Linked DNA regions of Mus musculus: region 2 is linked to region 1. Evidence: chromatin loops called from intact Hi-C (ENCODE). Cell type or tissue: gastrocnemius. All regions are shown on one strand. Each heading gives the region's core, and the rest is flanking DNA. Links, peaks and the distances in the headings are about the cores only.

Region 1 (10,387 bases), core at 1,477-9,476:
GAGTGCAGGGCTCGGGAAAGGCAGGGGAGGAGGGCTGATGTGATGAGACCTCTGGGTGCTAGTCCAGCCACTCTGATTTTGTGCACTGTTCACCAAGGCCTGAGCCTCGTGTTATGTAAGAAGTCTAGAGAGATTGATGGGGAGGCCTGAGTATAGATGTTAGGGACTATGGGGTTTCTCTGATGTATTATTGCTTTATTCCCGGGTTCTCCCGTAAAGTGAGGTCTCCAAATGGGACCAAGTTTCTATGTAATGCTAAGATCTCCAGTTTTCTAAGGCTTCCCATTGCCACAGATAATCAGAGGACACTGTGTAACTCAATGAACAAATCCTTTAGGTCTCCAGTGAACCCAGACTTCAAAGCCTCTGAGGGTGCCTCGGGTCTACCAAGTCAACATGTTTTCCTTCCCAAGTAGCTTTGGGGTCTCAAGTTTTTCCCAATGATTCAAGGAGGCAGAAGGTGGAGCACACTGTGTTCATCAAGGAACAAACTCTAGTTCTGGAAGAATATTTTAAAAGTGCAAGTACCCAACCCATGAACAATGCATGGCACCGGCTCAAGGATTTGGATTGATGGATCAAGATCAAGGTCTGGCCCCTCTTGTCTCTCCCGATTTCCTAGTTGGCTGGCCATTCCCCCATCACCCAAGCACACTTCCCTGACTGCCCCATCTCCTTGTACATGTTCCAGGTTGTAGGAGGGCAATAGAGGTATATTCAGGGCTGTAGCCTCTTAATGCAGAATTCTGGTATCCTGGAGAGGTATACTGGTTCCACACAGTGTCAGGGAGGCATAGACATCGGGGCTGTCCTCAGAATTTCTTACTCTTAAGAGACACATCCTTAACCTGTGGGTTTGATGTCCAGCTCATTCTGCCTCCATTCTTCTTGGGTTTAAAAACCTTAGGGTTCCGGGTAGAGACCAAGTCCCAGGCTTTTCTCTAAGCAGCCTCAGATTTGAGACGCAATTGGCACACCGTGCCTCTCCTGATCTGTTTTTTTGTTTGTTTGTTTGTTTGTTTTGTCTTTCTAGATCTGGTTCCAGAACTGATGTGCTAGAGAGTACCAGAAGAAGGCTCAAAAACTACCCGGGAAGCCTGGATGTGGGACTCAAGATAGGCCTACAGACCCCAAAGGCTGGGAACTTCCTGTTTCCTCTGCCAGTGCAGTTTCTTTGTGCCAGAAACATGTGGAAGTCTGCTGTCCTCAACTCAGTCCACCGAGTACCTCCCCAGACCAGGAATCCATCTTCTCCAACACTGATCCAGCCTGTACGGAGCTCTACCCAAAAATACAAGATCTAGGCAGCAGAGGGAAAAAGCTATAGTAAAACTGTGGAAGCAAGGCCAGAGTACTGTGCTAGATCTGCAGCCCCAAAGGCAGCGCCTTTCCCCTGGCCTCTGACTGTGGGCATTCCTTGTCCCAGAGACACTGTCTTGATTGTTCTCCTCCGCTTAGCCCTCCAAATATTTCCCCAGGCTCAGAGTCCACGTTTCCTATGTGGGGAGAGACCACCATGTGTCAGCCCTCCTCCCCCACTAAGCTCTGTATGTTCTGGAATCTGTCTTCTCCATTGCTCAGACCAACAAGAGTCTCTCATGTGAAGCCCTGGTGTCTGTACAGGTTGACCAAGCCGCACTAGACACAATCGCAGACCAATCAGCAGCAGCTTATGCAATAGCTACACACCCGGCTCTACCCCAAGACCTTCCTTAAAGGAGCTCCAAACGCCATCATAGCTTCAGAAGCTCCGGTGGTAGCTGTGAAGGTAGCTAGAAGCCCAAGGGAAACTCCATTCAAAGGGGGGGGGGTATTTTTTAAATTTTTTCAAATTTGATTTTATATTAAATATTTTTACTACATAGAAAATATACGGCTATTTTAATATAACATTTTTACTGGTTCTTAGAATGTTAGATCAAACGCCACCTGGTCATATTCATTTTCCCCATCCTTCCAAATCCACCCAAACTTGTAACCTTCCATAACAAAAATAGTTAAAAAATAAAATAAAATAAAAACAAAAACAGGACCAATTTGTGTTCTCTACGTACTCATCAGAGTGTGGTTATACTCTTTGTGGACTGCTGGGTTTTTTTTGTTTGTTTGTTTTCCTTGTTTTTCCCACGAGGTGTGTTTTATTTTCATCAATCATACAAGTAATTTTCTATAATATCCCAGGGCAAACCCGTGAAACTTGGCAGTCCGATTGGTGGAGGGGTCCCCTTCAGAGACCCGAGGCCAGTGGCATCGGCTCAGAGTGTCCGGGTTCACAGCGCAGCTTGTGGCTCACGTTCGTCTTGCAGGTGGCTCTTCCTCCACATCACAAGGGGGTCTTGGAGATGATGGGGTGGGGTGGGCTGGGGAAATCTTCCTAGGCTTCTAGGAGATTTCACTCCTCTTTTCCTGTTCAATGGTCTCTTTGGTCGGCAGGGTGTCCTGCTCCTGTGTCCCAGTTTTCTTCAGCTTGGCCTTGTCAAAGCTGGCCATTTCCCCCCATGTCCAGCTTGTCTGCCATTTTCTTACAACTCGTGGATTGTCGTTCTGAGCTCACTTTCCAGTTGCTTCCTCTGCAGCAAGAGACCTATGGGCTGCTTCTTAAACACAACTGAGTCCTTCTCCTCCTGCACCCTTGCCAGAAGCCATCCCTTGCGAGGGGCTGCACTTCAGCATCTCGTCCCATTTTAAGGAGCTCTGTTTGCATACGCGAAGACTTTGACAAGTCGAAGGCCTGGTATACTTGGAGATACACCCAGACTCCCAAGCAACACCTCTCACCCCCTTGACCGGTCCAGGCCTTTGTAGCAAGGAAAAGGTGTGTTAGTGCATACCCTTAATCTCAGGATTTGGGGATATTAAGCAGCCGTACTTGTCATGGATTCATGCCACTGTGGTTTATTTAGTGCGATTTTTTTAAATTGAAAATATTCATGCCTTATTGTTGGATTATATGTTCTTTAAATAAAAAGAAAAAACTACTGCAAAATTAAAAAATGGTTTTGCCAGACTTCCCCACCCCAAAATATTTATACATGTGAATGCCTGCAATGTATGTATGCAAGTGTCTTGGACTTGGAGGAAGAAAAGCTTGTAGGATCTCCTGGAGTAAAACTATAGGCATTCCAGGTCTCACGTGTGTGTTCTGGGAAATGAGCTCAGATCCCCTGCCAGAGCCACAATTCCTCCTAAGCAGTGAGCTCCCTCCATTCTTACAGATTAATAATTATATAAACCATTCCCCCTTCCCTTTTCCTCTGGGAATGGGGAGGCCACCTGAGTATCCCCTCACCCTGACACATCACATTTCTGCAGGACTAGGCATATCCTCTCCCACTGAAGCCAGGCAAGGCAGCCCAGCTAGGGGAATGGGATCCACAAACAGAAAACTGATTGAGATAGTCTCTGCTCAAGTTCAGGGACATACATGAAGACCAAGCTGCCCATCTGTTACATATGTGTGGAGTTCTTCATCTAGACCATGGTAGCTCTGTGTGGTTCTGTCTGTAGAAGCCAGCAAGTGTCCAGGTTAGTTGACTCTGCTGGCCTTTCCACAGAGTTCCTATCCCCTTCAGAGCCTTCGATCTCTCCCTCCCCCCACTCTTCCAGAAGAGTTTCAAGCTCTGTCTAGTGTTTGGCTCTGGGTCTCTGCCTCAAGTTTCAGCTGCCAGGTGGAGCCTCTCAGAGGACCATTATGCTAGGCTCCTGAGTGCAAGCATATCAGAGTATCATTAGTAGTGTTAGGAATTGGTGCTTGCCAATGAAATGGTTTCAAGTTGGACTGGTTATTGTTCGTCCATTCCATCTGTCTCTGCTCCATCTTTGTTCCTGCATTTTATTAGAGAGGACAAATTTTGGGTCAAAACCTTTGCAGGTGGGTTAGTGTCCTGATCCCCCCAAGTGGGGTCCCTCAACAATCAAGCAAAACAAAATTGTTGTGTTGGAGCTCAGTGGGCAGAGTGGTCACCATCCTCACTCCCAAGTCTACTAGGTGGTGGGTCATGCTGGTAATCCCAGCTCCTCAGTGCCATTATCAACTGCACAGCACATTCAAGGGCAGTTTATGATACTTAAGGCCATACATGAACCAAAAGTATTGATACTTTTTTTTTCTTTTTTTTTTTTTTTTTTTGAGACAGGGTTTCTCTGTGTAGCCCTGGCTGTCCTGGAACTCACTTTGTAGACCAGGCTGGCCTCAAACTCAGAAATCCGCCTGCCTCTGCCTCCCGAGTGCTAGGATTCAAGACATGTGCCACCACACCTGGCTGATACTTTTCAATAGAAAATGCACTGGTCAAATCTACCATGCTTCCTTGTCTCTCTGGCTTTTTCCAAAACCAAGAGTCCAGTGTCTTTGCAGAGGCCAAAGAAACTGGATCCTGGGCAGTGGTAGCTCAGGCCTTTATTCCCAGCACCTGAGAGGCAGAGGCAGCTCTGTCTCTGTGAGTTTGAAGTCAGCTTGGTCTATGGAGCAAGTTCCAGCACAGCCAGGGCTACACCGAGAAACTCTTTCTCGAAAAAAAATTAAGGAGAAGGAAAAAGAGAGACACAGAGATACAGAGAGATTTAGAGACAGACAAGGAAAGAGAATGAGAGAGGGACAGAGACAGTCAGAAATAGCGTGTCAATACAAGCAAGCAGGATAAAATGTCCCCTGAGAACACAAGGTTTCCCAGAGGAAACAGATTAAATATGCATTTAGGGCATCATGAAATACAAATGAGTACAGTAAAGGCTCACTCAAGGGGTCTTGGCCTCTAATCATGACATATACTGGGTAGTCAATGAGAAATGCGTTCAACCTCAGTCGTACAGTGAGTTTGAGATCACCAGAACATAAAAAAATACCTGAAGCTGGGGTAATGGCACCTTGTCATCAACCCTGAGTTTTATGTACAAAGCCCACATTGTGAAAAGGCAGAACCAGTTTCTACGTGTTCTTTTCTAATATCCACACGTGGGCTCTGGTAAGATAATAGCCAAATTCATACACACAATAAGGTATGTCATAACAATTTTTCAACCTATTTCCCGTTTTTTTCTTTTTTCTTTTCCCCACAAAGTATTGTGGTTTATTCCCAGGACCTCAAACAAATGTCAACAAAGAGTCTTACAGTGAACCTCACCAGGTCTCATTTTGTTGAATCTGCATTTGCTTTGTGCTTAATCCTAACCCTCTGTAGATGGCAAGAAATCTTCTGTAACACAGATTTTTGCAAACAAGTAAGAACCTAGTCAAGACCATGTAAACTGTCTAAATAGTCCTATAACCCCCAAGGAAATAAAAGCAATCACTAAAAGTCTCCTAACTGAAAAGAAAATCTAAGGGCCAGATGGTTTTAGCACGGAGTACAGAGTTCTACCAGATTTTCAAGGAAGGGCTAATACCAATACTCCTCAAAGTATATCGCACAAAATACAAACAAAAGGAAGATTGCTAAACTCGTCCTATGAGGCAACAGTCGCCCCGATACCTAAACCACAGAACGACTCAAAAGAGAGTTTCAGACCAACTTCTCTCACTCAGCAAAATACTCCCGAGAGACCAAGCCTTTTAGGTTCAGATTCCATCTTAGAGGACCTGATCTAAGGTTGAACTCAAGCTAACTAACAGGCCAGTACCAAACATCAGTTTCCAGATTATTCCCCAACAAATCTGCACCTCCAGATTATAAGCTGACCCTGCCTAACAACCGTGTCAGGAGGGAAACAGAAGCTTAAGTTTATGGCTTGGCTCCCAGCACCAGCCAACTATGTTAAAGAGCATTATGTCCCCCAGTGAGATGCGTACCAGGCTAGATACCCCCTTCCTGCCTCTATAAATGTTTGCCTGAAACTGGCCTCAGGCACCCCTTCCCATTCTCCTGTGTCAGAGACAGTGTGTGGGACCCTAATGTGATTGCATCAGATTCAGTTCCTCGGTGATCTTTTGGGGGTTCATGAATGTTTCCTGGCACATTTTGGTGCATTGGCCAGGAACTCCAAGGCCTCCAGGACCCCCGGGGAAGAGTCTCAATACCTATAATATCTGTCTGAGTCTGTGAGTCTGTCCATGTGTTTATGTATGCCTTTGTCTGTTCATAAACTCTGAGTGGTGCCACATCTGTAATTCTGTTCTGGGGGAAAAAAAAAAAAAAAAAAAAGTCTTAAATCTGCCTTTGTGGCCAAAAGCGGTTAAAGCAGGCGTGCTAGGGGGCCATGGCCACATGGGACCAGAGGACATTCTGAGTCCCTGTCTGGGGTGGGCGTGGGCTCAGAGAGCCACCATCTGGTTACTTTTGTTTCTATCTGAGAGGAGGGGATGAGTTTCTTGTATATGAGCGCCACCTTCTGGTTGTTTTCAGGTAGCGTGTTGAAGTGCAGAGTCCCTGGAATTTTTCTCGTGTTTTGTCTTTGTTGCCTATGCTAAGGGGCAACTTTCTGACAGACGTTTAACATGGGATAGATGCCTTCAACTTCACTATGTTAAAACTAGGGGACAAAATCTTTCTGTCACCATGAGGAAAACTTTTTCTCCCCAGACACCAGGCAGCACCACCACCTTATTCAACCCCTCAGGCAAACAGCAGCTCTGTCCCAGGCAGCCCCACAGCATGCTGGGGAGGGGAGACCTGCTGCAGGAACACAAAGCCTCTGGGGCGGGGTTGAGGGCTGCCTTCTGAGCCTGAGTCCGCTGTCCTACCTTTGCAAACAGCAGGGCCAGTTGGTGATCAAGGAAACCAACCCCACCCATCACTTTTGGCCCTTTGCCACTAGTGACCTTATAACTGAAGAACTCAGAATTCCCCCTTTTCAGTAATTAATCTACTGGAAACAGTCCTCTTTACCCATCAGCCCACTTGGGATGACTGCCAGTAGCTTTTGCAGGAGAGAGAGAGAGAGAGAGAGAGAGAGAGAGAGAGCAGGAACCAGGGGAACTCACTAGCAACCAGGCATCTATTGAGGCTGGCTTTCCCTTAAACCCACCCAGATTGGGACTTCAACACCACTAAAGGTAAAGAGGGACTCTAAGTCTTACCTCCAGTCTCTGTTGGCAGGTCTCAAAGGGGCTGTAAGACAGCCCACCAATTTGGCCAAAGATAAATAAGATATTAGAGACAGAAAGTTCTGCAGCTTTCTTAGAGAGTGTCATAGAGACATTCCAAAGTGAAAGCTGCAGTAGCTCTAGCTTTTATCAACCAGGGAGAATCAGATATTAAAAACAAGCAAACAAACAAACATCCAGAGAGTTGAGAGGTTAAGAGAAAGAATCTGAGAGACTTAATGATAATGCCAGGAGGAAAAATGTTTAATAAAAGATTAAGTGTGGGGCTGGAGAGATGGCTCAGCAGTTAAGAGTACTGACTGCAAGAGACTCCAGGACCTGGCAAAGATCCTGTTGGCAGCCATGGCCAAACCAGAGTACTGAAACAAATGACTTCAGAAACCAACCTGCTTACTCAGGCCTTGGTGCCAGCTAGTGGCCTCCCTGTGTAAGAGATGTCTGAAACAAATGACTTCTAGAAAAAGAGGTAAGGGGGGCCACCCTAAAAATAAAAAATGCCCCCACTTGAAAAAGAAAAAGATGCCCAGGGTAACCCTAAAACTAGAGGGGAACCCACCAGCTTCCTTATAATTAACAGAGCTCAACACTCTATCTTGCTAAAACCTGAAGATAAAGTCTCTTCAACAGCTTATAAATGACTTCATGGTAGCAACAGGAACAAAAAATGCCTAGAGGAGTCCCAGACCTCTTGGAGGCCCAGGGATATTTGGACCATCCATCCTCCACTAAGAAGGCCCTACTATGCCAACCACAGGTGACCTCCCTAGATCCAGGGGGAAATATATTAAGAGAAGGTCAGAAGTGGCTCTCTGAAACCAGAAAGAAATTTCTACACAAGCTTTGGGGTTGCCTGAAGTGACTAAGCCCTTCCATCTCTTCATGAACGAGAGATCTGGGATCCGAAAGGGGTATTGACTCAGACTCTGGCCCTGGCACAAGCCAGTGGCCTACCTGTCACAGAAATGAGACCCAGGAACAACTGTTTGCAAATCATCACAAATGGCCCTCCTGGTCAAAGATGCTAACAAACTGTCACTGGGGCAAAGCCTGTCCATCACCAATGCCAAAATGACACATTACCAGTCTCTCCTCTTAAATGCCCCCAGGATAACCTTTCTGGCCCCTGCTGCCCCAAGCTCAGCTACCCTGCTGGCTGACCTGGACCTCAAGGGGCCTCTGCATGACTGCTCAGACATTTTGGCCCACATCCACAGGACCAGACGAGATCTTCAGGATTTCCCCCTTGACGGATGCAGAGGTAACATGGTTCGCCAAATGCAACAGCTTCATTCAGGATGGACAGAGGTATGCTGGGTCAGTGTGGTCTCAAACACACACACAAGTTGCTTATCATAGAGCTAAGCTCAGTACTGATAGAATTTGCCCTGAGCCTCAGAGCTAGGTCAGTTCATTCCTCTGTTGGATAGAAGCCATCCCACAAAATACTAACAACAGATAAGGTCGCTGAGCCCATGGAAAAGTGAGACACAACTGAACCAAGAACAAGGAAATACCAAACAGGTTCCTGTTGGCTAAGACCAGCTGCCCCGGCTGCTTTGTCAGTCATTGCTGGTTATAGCCTTCCTTTTTCCAAGTGTACCCATCTTACATACAACCTTCACAGGGAAGTTAGTCACTGAAACGTGTCTGCTTCTGATAGCACTAGTCCAGAGTGAGCCCTTTCTTCCTTAGAGCTTCCTCCAGGTGTCCAAATCCTCAAACACTTCAGACACCGTCTCCCTGAGCTGTACTGCTGTCCCTCCCTGTAAGGAGCAGGAGACCTAGTTTCTTCCTTTCTTTTTGTTAAATATTATTTTATGTATGTTAGTACACTGCAGCTGTCTTCAGACACACCAGAAGAGGGCACTGGATCCCATTACAGGTGGTTAGGAGCCACCATGTAGTTGCTGGGAATTGAACTCAGGACTTCTGGAAGAGCAGTCTGTGCTCTTAACTGCCGAGCCATCTCTCTCTCCAGCCCAAAGCCTAGTTTCTTAAGTACAGCTATGTTCCAGCCTCTGGCAGGAAGGTCTTCATAAACCAGAGTCCTAGGAGAAAGCCCCATAGTACAGTGTCCTGACCTCACTCCTTCGGGATTGTCTTGAAGGCAGCTGAAACACCCTGCCTGGCAGCTGGCAGTACAGGTCTGCCACAGAGCTGGGGACCTGATTTCCATCCCCAGCATCCAAAACATTTCTCAGACTAGCCCTAGAGTTTCTGTTTGCCTAAGTCTATATCTTTCATACTAATTGTTTCAATTTAGCCACTCCACAACGTATAAATATTTCAAAATATCAACTATACCAACAAATAGATACAATTTCATATCAACAAATAAGTTCTTCAAAATTCTCTTGTTTATTTACTCATCTTTATTTTATGTGTGTGAGCTGCCTGTATGTGCACCATAAGAGTGCCTAGTGTTGGGGACTGGAGAGATGGCTCAGCCGTTAAGAGCACTGACTGCTCTTCCAGAGGTCCTGAGTTCAATTCCCAGCAACTACATGGTGGCTCACAACCATCAGTAATGGGATCTGATGCCTTCTTCTGGTGTGTCTGAAGATAGCAACAGTGTACTCACATACAATAAATAAATAAATCTTTAAAAAAAAAAAAAAGAGTGCCTGGTGTCAGAAAAGGGTAGGAGAGGGAGGGCACAAGGGCATCAGATCCCCTAAAATTAGAGTTATACATAGCCTTGAGCTGCTATGTGGGAATTGAACCTTGTTCCTGTTCAAGAACAGCAACTGCCCTTAACAGCTAAACCATCTGTCTACCTGCCTGCATTTAACATTTTGCAATTAAATGTGTGTCTATGTGTGTTCATGTGTGTGCACATGCATGTGTATGTGTGTGTGTGTGTATGTGTGTGTGTGTGTGTGTGTGCGCGCGCGCGCGCGTGCACATGAGTGCAGGTGCCCTGGAAGCCCAGAGATGCCCTATACCCCTGGAGCCAGGGTTACAGTTGGCATAACTACTGAGCCATCTCTCTAGCCCCAGGAGTCTGCACTTCTAACAAGTTATTGTGAGTGTTCTATGCCAGAGACAAAGATGGATTTTGCTAGCTATAAAGCTGGAGGAACCTCAACTCAGGGGGTCTCACCTCAGCTGCAGCAGGGATCTTGACTGCTACTGCACAAAGACTTTGAGGAGATATTAGAATGAAAAAGATAGTTCATTAAGCAGAAATACAAGGCACACTTAAAATATTATGTGGCTTAAGGAGAATGAGCTATAAGATTGCTTTTTCAATGTGGTGGTATACTTATTTCTTCATAGAATTCTTCTAAGGTAAGTAATATTATAAGGTGATTTATGAAGACCATATAGACATGGATCAAAAGA
Region 2 (8,000 bases), core at 1-8,000, 120 kb before region 1:
CCATTTAAGGCCAGGATGCTTTATTTGGGCTGCTCACCTCTTTTCTCAACTTATCCTCTCTGCTCCTGTTTTTCCTGCAGGCAGTGGCCTGGCTACCCCAGAACCTAGCATTCTGCTTTGCTCCTTAGAATGGCCACTGGAGCTAGCCATACTCTATGTGGTCCTGCTGGATTGTTGACAGGTTCCCACCTCCTCCAACCATACCCTGAACCTACAGGCCCCCACACTCAACACAGAATGTTGTACAACCAAGCAGAGATGACCCTAAACCTTAAGGGACTAGATGGGAGAGAGAGTGAGACAAAGAACACGGAAGGCCCAGCAGAGGCAGCCTCTTTGATCAGGAACACCCTGAGATTTATTCTACACACATTTCCTGAGCCCCATCCCAGGGACTGAGAATTGGATTCTGCACACAGAGCTTGGTGTCTAGCAAAATAAACAGCTCTGTAGACAGGTCCAGTGTGAGCACCACATCAGCAGACTGTGTGAAGGTCAAAATGCAGGGTCACAATGCTGTCCCATTCAGCACAGTTCCTCAAGCCCCAAAAGGACAGCGAGTGACTGGATGACACACCGGTCCTTCTTGAAGGAAAAGGTGGATGACTCCCTCAGATCCAGCCCCCTCCCTTCCATCCTTATTACCAAATGACTTGGTGGGTGTTCATTCTTCCATGTTGCCCAACTCTTATGAGCACCATTTACATATGGTACACAGATGCCAGGCAGGACAGCCTGTGACCTTGACACTTCCTGGATTGTGGCCGTCATATCCTGACTTGTGCTTTTTCTCCTTCTTGCCTCTTCTCTCTCACAATGAGGCAGAACAGAAATCTAATCGTGTCCCCTTCCTCCTTAAACACAGTCAATGTCACCCTCTCTAAGCAAGGTATGTGATACTATCTGGCATCTGGCTCCTCGCCAGCACCAGTCTCAGCCTTGGCCTGTGCACCTGATCAAACAAACTGCTTGCTGTTTCTTCTCTTGGTCCTTCAACCCTGAAAGGTGCCTCAACTACCCTGTCCCAGTCCCAGTCCCAGTCCCAGTCCCTTCTGTCCCCTCTGTCCCCTCTGCCCCTCCAGCCCCAGAGCTCTCAGGCCATGTTCCACTCGTCTTCCTACCCAATGCTATGCTATCCTTGAGGCAGGGATCATCCATCTCTTGTTGATCTAGAAGGTTCTTCTCATAGACACAGCATCAAGCAGAGCTGGCATGAACCTGCAATCATGACCGCCACAACAGTGACTCTCTGATTGCAAAGTTTTCACATCTGTCCAGAAAGGACAGCACCTACATCTGTCCTTGAAACACCTTAACCTGGATAAGTGAAACCAAGACAGCCCAGGCAGAGCTGAGCACTCTCTTCTGTTGGCCTTGCAGAAGGCCCCTCCTGCCTACTCTTATCCCTCTCTTCCCCTCCCCTGAACCACTTCTATGCACTCTCTACAAGAACTGTCTACACCCATATCATCTGCCATGACCCAGGCAGAGATGGGGGTCTAGCAGAGGGCTGGGAATGAGAGGCAGACACCCATCACCTCCATCATCACCCCAACAGCTCTAGGTTCTTTTCCATTCCCAATGTCTGCTGGGAACTCATGATCACAGCAGTTGTGTTTGTTAGGTAGCATTTGCCCCATGCTGTTGGGTGGTGCTTCTCGGCCCACGAGCTACTGGTTTTCCTTTTAACTCTATTTCTAATATTACTTATTTTGTATGCACACGCATATAAGTGTACAGGGCACAGTTGTGGGGGTCTAAGGACAACCTGTGAGATTCAGTTCTCTCCTCCAGCACATGAGTCCCAGGGACCCAACTCAAGTTATCACTCTTAGGAGCAAGCATCTTTACCCTCTGAGCCATCTTACCAGTCCCTGCTAACTCTTTTCGTCTTTATAAGGAAAAAGAGGTCATCAGGTAGTGACTCTTCATTTTCTGCAGTGCCTGTGACAGCACTTACTGGCTGTGATCTCAGAGGAAATGTGGGTGCTGTGGAGGAGGACAGAGAGGTTGGGCCCAACTCACAGCCTCACCTGTCTCCCACCACAGATCCTCACAGCAGGGTACGTCTGACGTCACCAGACCCTGAAGATCCTCTGAGTTCCTACATCAATGCCAACTACATCCGGGTATGTAGCTCCATCCCAAGAGCCTTCCACTAAAGGAGAGGCCTGAGCTGATGCAATCTGTCCTTCAGACTTGTCCCCCAAGCCAGTGTGGCTCCTACAAGCCCCAAGAGGAGCCTAAGTGTGGGATGGGGCCCTGGGAGTGCCACCTCCACCCCTGACCTGACGGGCTGGACTTGGGTGGCTGCAGGGCTACAGTGGGGAGGAGAAGGTGTACATCGCCACGCAGGGACCCATCGTCAGCACTGTGGCCGACTTTTGGCGCATGGTGTGGCAGGAGCGCACACCCATCATCGTCATGATCACCAACATCGAGGAGATGAACGAGGTAGGGACCCTGTGCCATTGCTCGTTGCGCCCTGCTCTGTGCCCCCACATGAAGCATCTCCTTTGCATAATAATCTTCCTGAGGATCTCGTGAGCCTGGCGTGCACTCAACTGTCAACATAAGGAAATGAGAGGTGTTGACAGTTAAGGTATACACTCAACGCCACACAAAGCCTAGCAGAGCCTGGAGCTGGCTTCTCCCACCCCATCCAATGGCTGTATTTGAGTCATGATCTGCTGCCTCCCAGTCTGCCGCTGATACGCATGTTCATGATGAGCAAGCTCATTTAATTGAATCTCCATTGTTTAAAAAAAAAAAAAAAAAGAGAAAGAGCTCAAGTGAGGAATCGAGTTTTATCCCAATAAATAAGTCCAGGTGTGGTATATGCATGCAGCCTTATCCCCAGTGCTCGGGAAGCCAAGAGACAGACAGACCTAGGCCTCACTGAACTTACATGGTGAGTTCCAGGCCCACGAGAGATCCTGTCCAAAAAACCAAAGTGGACTGCCCATGAGGAACAACACCTGAAGTTAAACTCTGACCTTTACACACAAGCACACAGACACACACACACACACACACATTATCCTATAAGATGGTATCATTTTCATTTTTCAAATGGGAGAAACTGAGGCTCAGAAATGAGAAGTAGGTCACAAGTTATGAAGTCAAGATTTCGACGCAGACTTCTAAAACGAAGCCTGTCGTCCTTGTAGACCCCAGCGGAGCAGGAAGGGATGTGGAAGAGGAGTGGGAATGTAACCCAGCCTGATCTTGGTCCTTGCAGAAGTGCACAGAATACTGGCCAGAAGAGCAGGTGGTCCATGACGGCGTGGAGATCACCGTGCAGAAAGTCATCCACACGGAGGACTACCGGCTGCGACTCATCTCCCTCAGGGTGAGGCATGGACCTAAACAGGAAAGGGATGTTGGGGAGGCTTAGTTGAGACCCCCACCTGAAAACAGTACTGAAAGGCCTACTGTAGGTGACACATCGACCCACGGCACTCCCAGCACGTACTGTTAAACAAGGGTCAATAGACTCAGACGCTAAGCCTTGCTTGCATGTGCCCTACGCCCTTTCTGTGCACTGCCGACCATAGCAGCTCTCCTCCACATCTTCCCAAGGCCAGCACTACCTGGGCAAGGAGGCTTCAAGGGCTTCCAGCATTGTCCTTATCGTAACTGAGAGTTCCTTTACGAGTTTGAGTGACAGTAATGTCCCTTCCACTGGGGTGCTGGCTTCCAGTCTGATGCACCCAAAATGTCCACCAGCAGAGGGCAGGCACTCCTTGCTGCTTTAGGACACACAGTCATGGTTACAGGAAATGGCAGGAAAAAAAGGAAAATGCACAAAATATGAGCAACACGAAGCAGCCCAGAAGGGTGGGGAAAGGGCATCCTCCTGCTGGAAAGTTGTGCCGTGTCCGGGATAAGCAGAAGAGGAGGGCTGCTCCTTTGGGGGCATCAAAAGATTCTGGTTTGGAGAAGCAGTGGGATGTATTTGTGGAGGTGAAGTCCCCTGTGATAACCCAGAAAGGTAGAGAAGTTAAGTCAAGCACCAGGAAGCTGATGCCCAATTCAGAAACAGCCTGATGCTGATGCTAACAGCCATGGGGTTCCGCCACAGAAAAGAGCTCAGGGCCTGACATTTGTCCCTCTGAGCGCCTCTGTCTCTCACTGGATGCAGTGCTGGGCAAGATGCCAGGGTGCCTTAGCCCCCACACTGTCATGGGGACAGTGTCCATATGAGCATCTAACACCAAGACTTCCTGAAAACCTTGAAAGCCGGGGGGGGGGGGGGCAGCTGCTGTCACAGCAGAGTGACCCAAGGACATGAGGAACCATCTCCCAAGTAGAGAGGCTAGGAGACAGGCTAGAGAAGAACCAGGGTGTCTGGGTTTGAGGGTGTTTCCAAGCACCTGCTTTGTGGTTCCGGGTCGAGTACCGGGGGCATAATTGTGTCCTGGATTGTTTCTTCAAGGAGCACCTGTAAGATGGTAAACACCAAGTAGTACAGGCAAGAATACAGAAGGGCAGTATGCCAGATGGCGTGCTCTGGGGTGAGGTGCCTGGCAGTGCTGTATGGGGTCCTGGAGGACTGGTAAGGGGTGACTAGTAGGGGACAAATGGAAAAGCTTTCCCATACATAGAAGGAGCAGCTGTGCATGCAAGCACACGTTGCCTGGATTGTGTCCTCCCAGGGCAGGAAGGATGATGGAGTGAGGAAACTTCCTGGGGTCTCTAAGGATATGAATCACATCAAAGGGGTGAACTCCTGCCCCATCTTCAAATTCTCACACAATGGAAAGGAGGTTTCAACATACGAAGTTGGGGGAGGAAGCCACCGCATTCAGTCCACAGTAAAGGGTTTCTTGGTTTGGTGTGGGATTAGAGGCCAGAACTCTCTTACTGAACTACATTCCCAGCCCTTTTTTCACTCTTTTGTTTGTTTTGAGACAGTCTCACTAAGTTTCCAAGGCTGGCCTAGAACTTGCACTGCAGACCATGCAGGGCTTGAGATTGTGATCTTTCTGCCTCAGGCTTCCAAGTAGCTAGAATTACAGGCCTGAACCATCAGACCAAGCCAGGTCTTAAACACAGCGCAGGGTATCCAGATTCGTGCTGGGGAAGGATCATGTTGATGCTATGGGTCTTTGATAGTCAGGGAGGAAGAAGGTTGGATCTTCCCACCATGGGATGGTAGAGCAGAGAGGAGGCTGACAGCAGCTAATGAGGACAGTGGGGTGGGCAGACAGAGCATAGTACCTGTGTTCTTGGTCATGTGACTAAGGGGTGCCTGGGACATCTGTCAGGATAGGAACTGTCAGACAGTAATAAGTTGGAGAAAAGCCCCTTTGCTTTTCTTCGATGATTTCAGAGTTTAGAGGCTAATGCTACATGCACGCACACGTGCGCGCGCACACACACACACACACACACACACACACACACACACACACTGATCTGTCTTGTGCCATTAAGCAGTATGGTAGATGGGGGACTACAGATTCCCTACTCTCATTCCTCCCTTCCCATCTCCATCTTTGGATCAATTCTGAAAGCATTCACATGTACTTGGGGGGTGTTCTCTCTCTCTCTCTCTCTCTCTCTCTCTCTCTCTCTCTCTCTCTCTCTCTCTCTCTCTGACAGAGAGGGACTGAAGAGCGAAGCTTGAAGCATTACTGGTTCACATCCTGGCCTGACCAGAAGACCCCCGACCGGGCTCCCCCACTCCTGCACCTGGTACGGGAAGTGGAGGAGGCAGCCCAACAAGAGGGACCCCATTGTTCCCCAATCATCGTTCACTGCAGGTGGGTTCTCCTGGCCACCCACTGGAGCCGGGCCACCCCATCCCTGGACTGCTCTGTCCCTTACCCCATCATCCCCTTGGCCCTCAGTGCAGGGATTGGGAGAACTGGCTGCTTCATTGCCACCAGCATCTGCTGCCAGCAGCTGCGACGTGAGGGCGTGGTGGACATCCTGAAGACCACGTGCCAGCTCCGTCAGGACAGGTTAGCCCGCTGATCAGGGGAGGAGAGGGTGGCAACATGATGTGAGCGTGAATCGAGGGATAGCTGACAAACCAGACATAGTGTGTAAGGTGGCTAGGGAACTGAAAAACCAAATGGGAGAGCACAGAATCCAGTCAGCTCTCTTCTGGAAGAAGGCAGAAGAGAGGCAGCTGGTTTGGAAAGACAGTGCTGAAAACAAAGGTGTGGCCCTGAAAGGAAGGGGCAGAGGGCAGTGGCTGGGAAGAGTTGGTCTCTCTAAGCTGCAGACTAGCTGGTGCCCCTAGTGTTGGTGGCCCTCCCGCAGCCTACTGCATCTCTACTGGGCAGGGGTGGCATGATCCAGACATGCGAACAGTACCAGTTTGTGCACCACGCCATGAGCCTCTATGAGAAGCAGCTGTCCCTCCAGTCCTCAGAGTGACCACGCTCTTCCTCTGAGATCCACTGGGTACTGCCAAGCCTGAGGCTGGGTCTTTACCCCAACTACCCAAGATCTTGCCTTGGGTCCTGGGCCTATTCCCTGGCCCTCCCCCTCATCCTCCCCTCTCTTCAGTCTGTTCCCCATCTATTGTCCTGGCCTGGTCCCTACCCCAAGCCTAGCTCTCCTACTGTATATACTGCAGAGTTGGGGAGGGCAGGGGAGGAATGTGCCAGGCCAGGCCTGGGGCCCCTGGGCCTGACCCACACCATATAGACCTGAGGGCCTCAGTTTTAACCATGGTTCCACAGCTACTTGGTCCAAAATGTTTCCATGCCACACCCCAAGTGTCCTACCATAATGTGTTCTGTCTGTCCATCTATCACAGCTATTTGTACCAAACACTGTGTCCCCTCAGCCAGGAAAGGAGCACTGAACTAAGCTCTCACCCCTCAGCCCTCACCCACATCCCCACACCAGACTCCCACCCTGCTCCCCAGGCAGAGATACTGACCTTCCTCTGGCCCCACTGGCTCCTCTGCAAAGGCAGAGTGCATTTTGCTACCAGGATGTGGATGGCAGAGACCAGGCAGGGGAGCACATGATGGTTGACAGAGAGATCCCAGCTAAGACAGTTCCTGGGCAAAGATGAGTATCTCCAGTCTATGTGGCACTGGAGAGGAAGAGGACAGATATAGTGGGGAACCCCAAAGATCTGAGCCCTGAGGGGGGCCTCCAAGAGTAGGATGTGGACAGCTCCAGACCTGTGAGACATCTTTCTGTGTCACTATGGGAAACCGCAAGTGTCTCCCTACATGTTGCTCTGTGTGTGTTCCCTTGTCCATGCGTGTGTTGAGAGCCCATGAACAGGGCATGCATGACTCTTTGGCAACATGTGTTATCTTGGAGCCACGTGTTTTTATTGCTGACTTTAAATATTTATTCCACGGCAAACGGAGACATTTGGTGTCTTTTTTTAATCCGCTCGTGGTCATTGAATAGAGCAATAAACAGAGCATTTTGAGCAAAACTAGCCTCTTGGGTCTGTCATTTCCTGCTCTCTCCTGACACCCTAGGCTTTTGTGTGCACCCCCCACCTCCCCACACCCACACCCACACCCACACCCCTCCCCGCCCCTAGCTCCTGCTTCCCAGCACATGTGCATAAAGTTGGCCCTCATGCTCGCTGGCGCCCCCTGTGGAGATTGTGAATATACATAAAGCTGGGTTTAAAAAAGAAAAAAAAAAAAAAACAGTCTATTAATAAATACCTCAGAATTCCCACTTGCGGGCTGGTGAGATGGCTCAGTGGGTAAGAGCACCCGACTGCTCTTCCGAAGGTCAGGAGTTCAAATCCCAGCAACCACATGGTGGCTCACAACCATCCGTAACGAGATCTGACTCCCTCTTCTGGAGTGTCTGAAGACAGCTACAGTGTACTTACATATAATAAATAAATAAACCTTTAAAAAAAAAAAAAAAAGAATTCCCACTTGCCTTCAGCCCCAGCCCACAGAGGTGCACCACACCATAGGGAACCTCAAAGATGTGTATGGGACGATTCCAGGAAGGCAAAGTAACTAACAGGTCACCAACTACAACAGGTGAGCCAA

What was found. A loop is a pair of places that touch in the nucleus more often than their neighbours do. Peaks named below come from ENCODE experiments on the same cell type or tissue, not always from the same donor. Only the 100,000 strongest peaks of a DNase experiment are listed, where the experiment ranks them.
Region 2: a loop joins it to region 1, with 3 times the contacts of the local background. A loop is called at or near these places in 20 of 42 quality-filtered maps.

The regions. Positions count from the first base shown.
Region 1 is chr7:46,959,355-46,969,741 of GRCm38, reverse strand. All of the region lies in intron 1 of Gm39012 (a long non-coding RNA gene), which reads right to left. It overlaps C86187 (expressed sequence C86187), which reads left to right. Exons shown (of 2, transcript NR_015609.2): 2 at 1,034-2,032. It also overlaps the pseudogene Gm19248. Among named protein-coding and RNA genes, the nearest start is that of Uevld, 6.0 kb to the right of the region's middle. In gastrocnemius, for the core only: a CTCF peak has its summit at 6,322 (motif pointing left); DNase peaks (open chromatin) are centred at 6,278, 6,703 and 7,379; H3K27ac peaks cover 1,014 bases.
Region 2 is chr7:47,077,215-47,085,214 of GRCm38, reverse strand. Ptpn5 (protein tyrosine phosphatase, non-receptor type 5) reads left to right here. Exons shown (of 14, transcript NM_001163565.1): 9 at 2,050-2,129; 10 at 2,317-2,454; 11 at 3,242-3,352; 12 at 5,608-5,768; 13 at 5,856-5,969; 14 at 6,297-7,417. The coding sequence ends at 6,390. Mir7056 (microRNA 7056) reads left to right here and starts at 1,991; the gene lies at 1,991-2,049. In gastrocnemius, for the core only: CTCF peaks have their summits at 3,717 (motif pointing right) and 7,587; DNase peaks (open chromatin) are centred at 3,728, 4,156 and 7,569.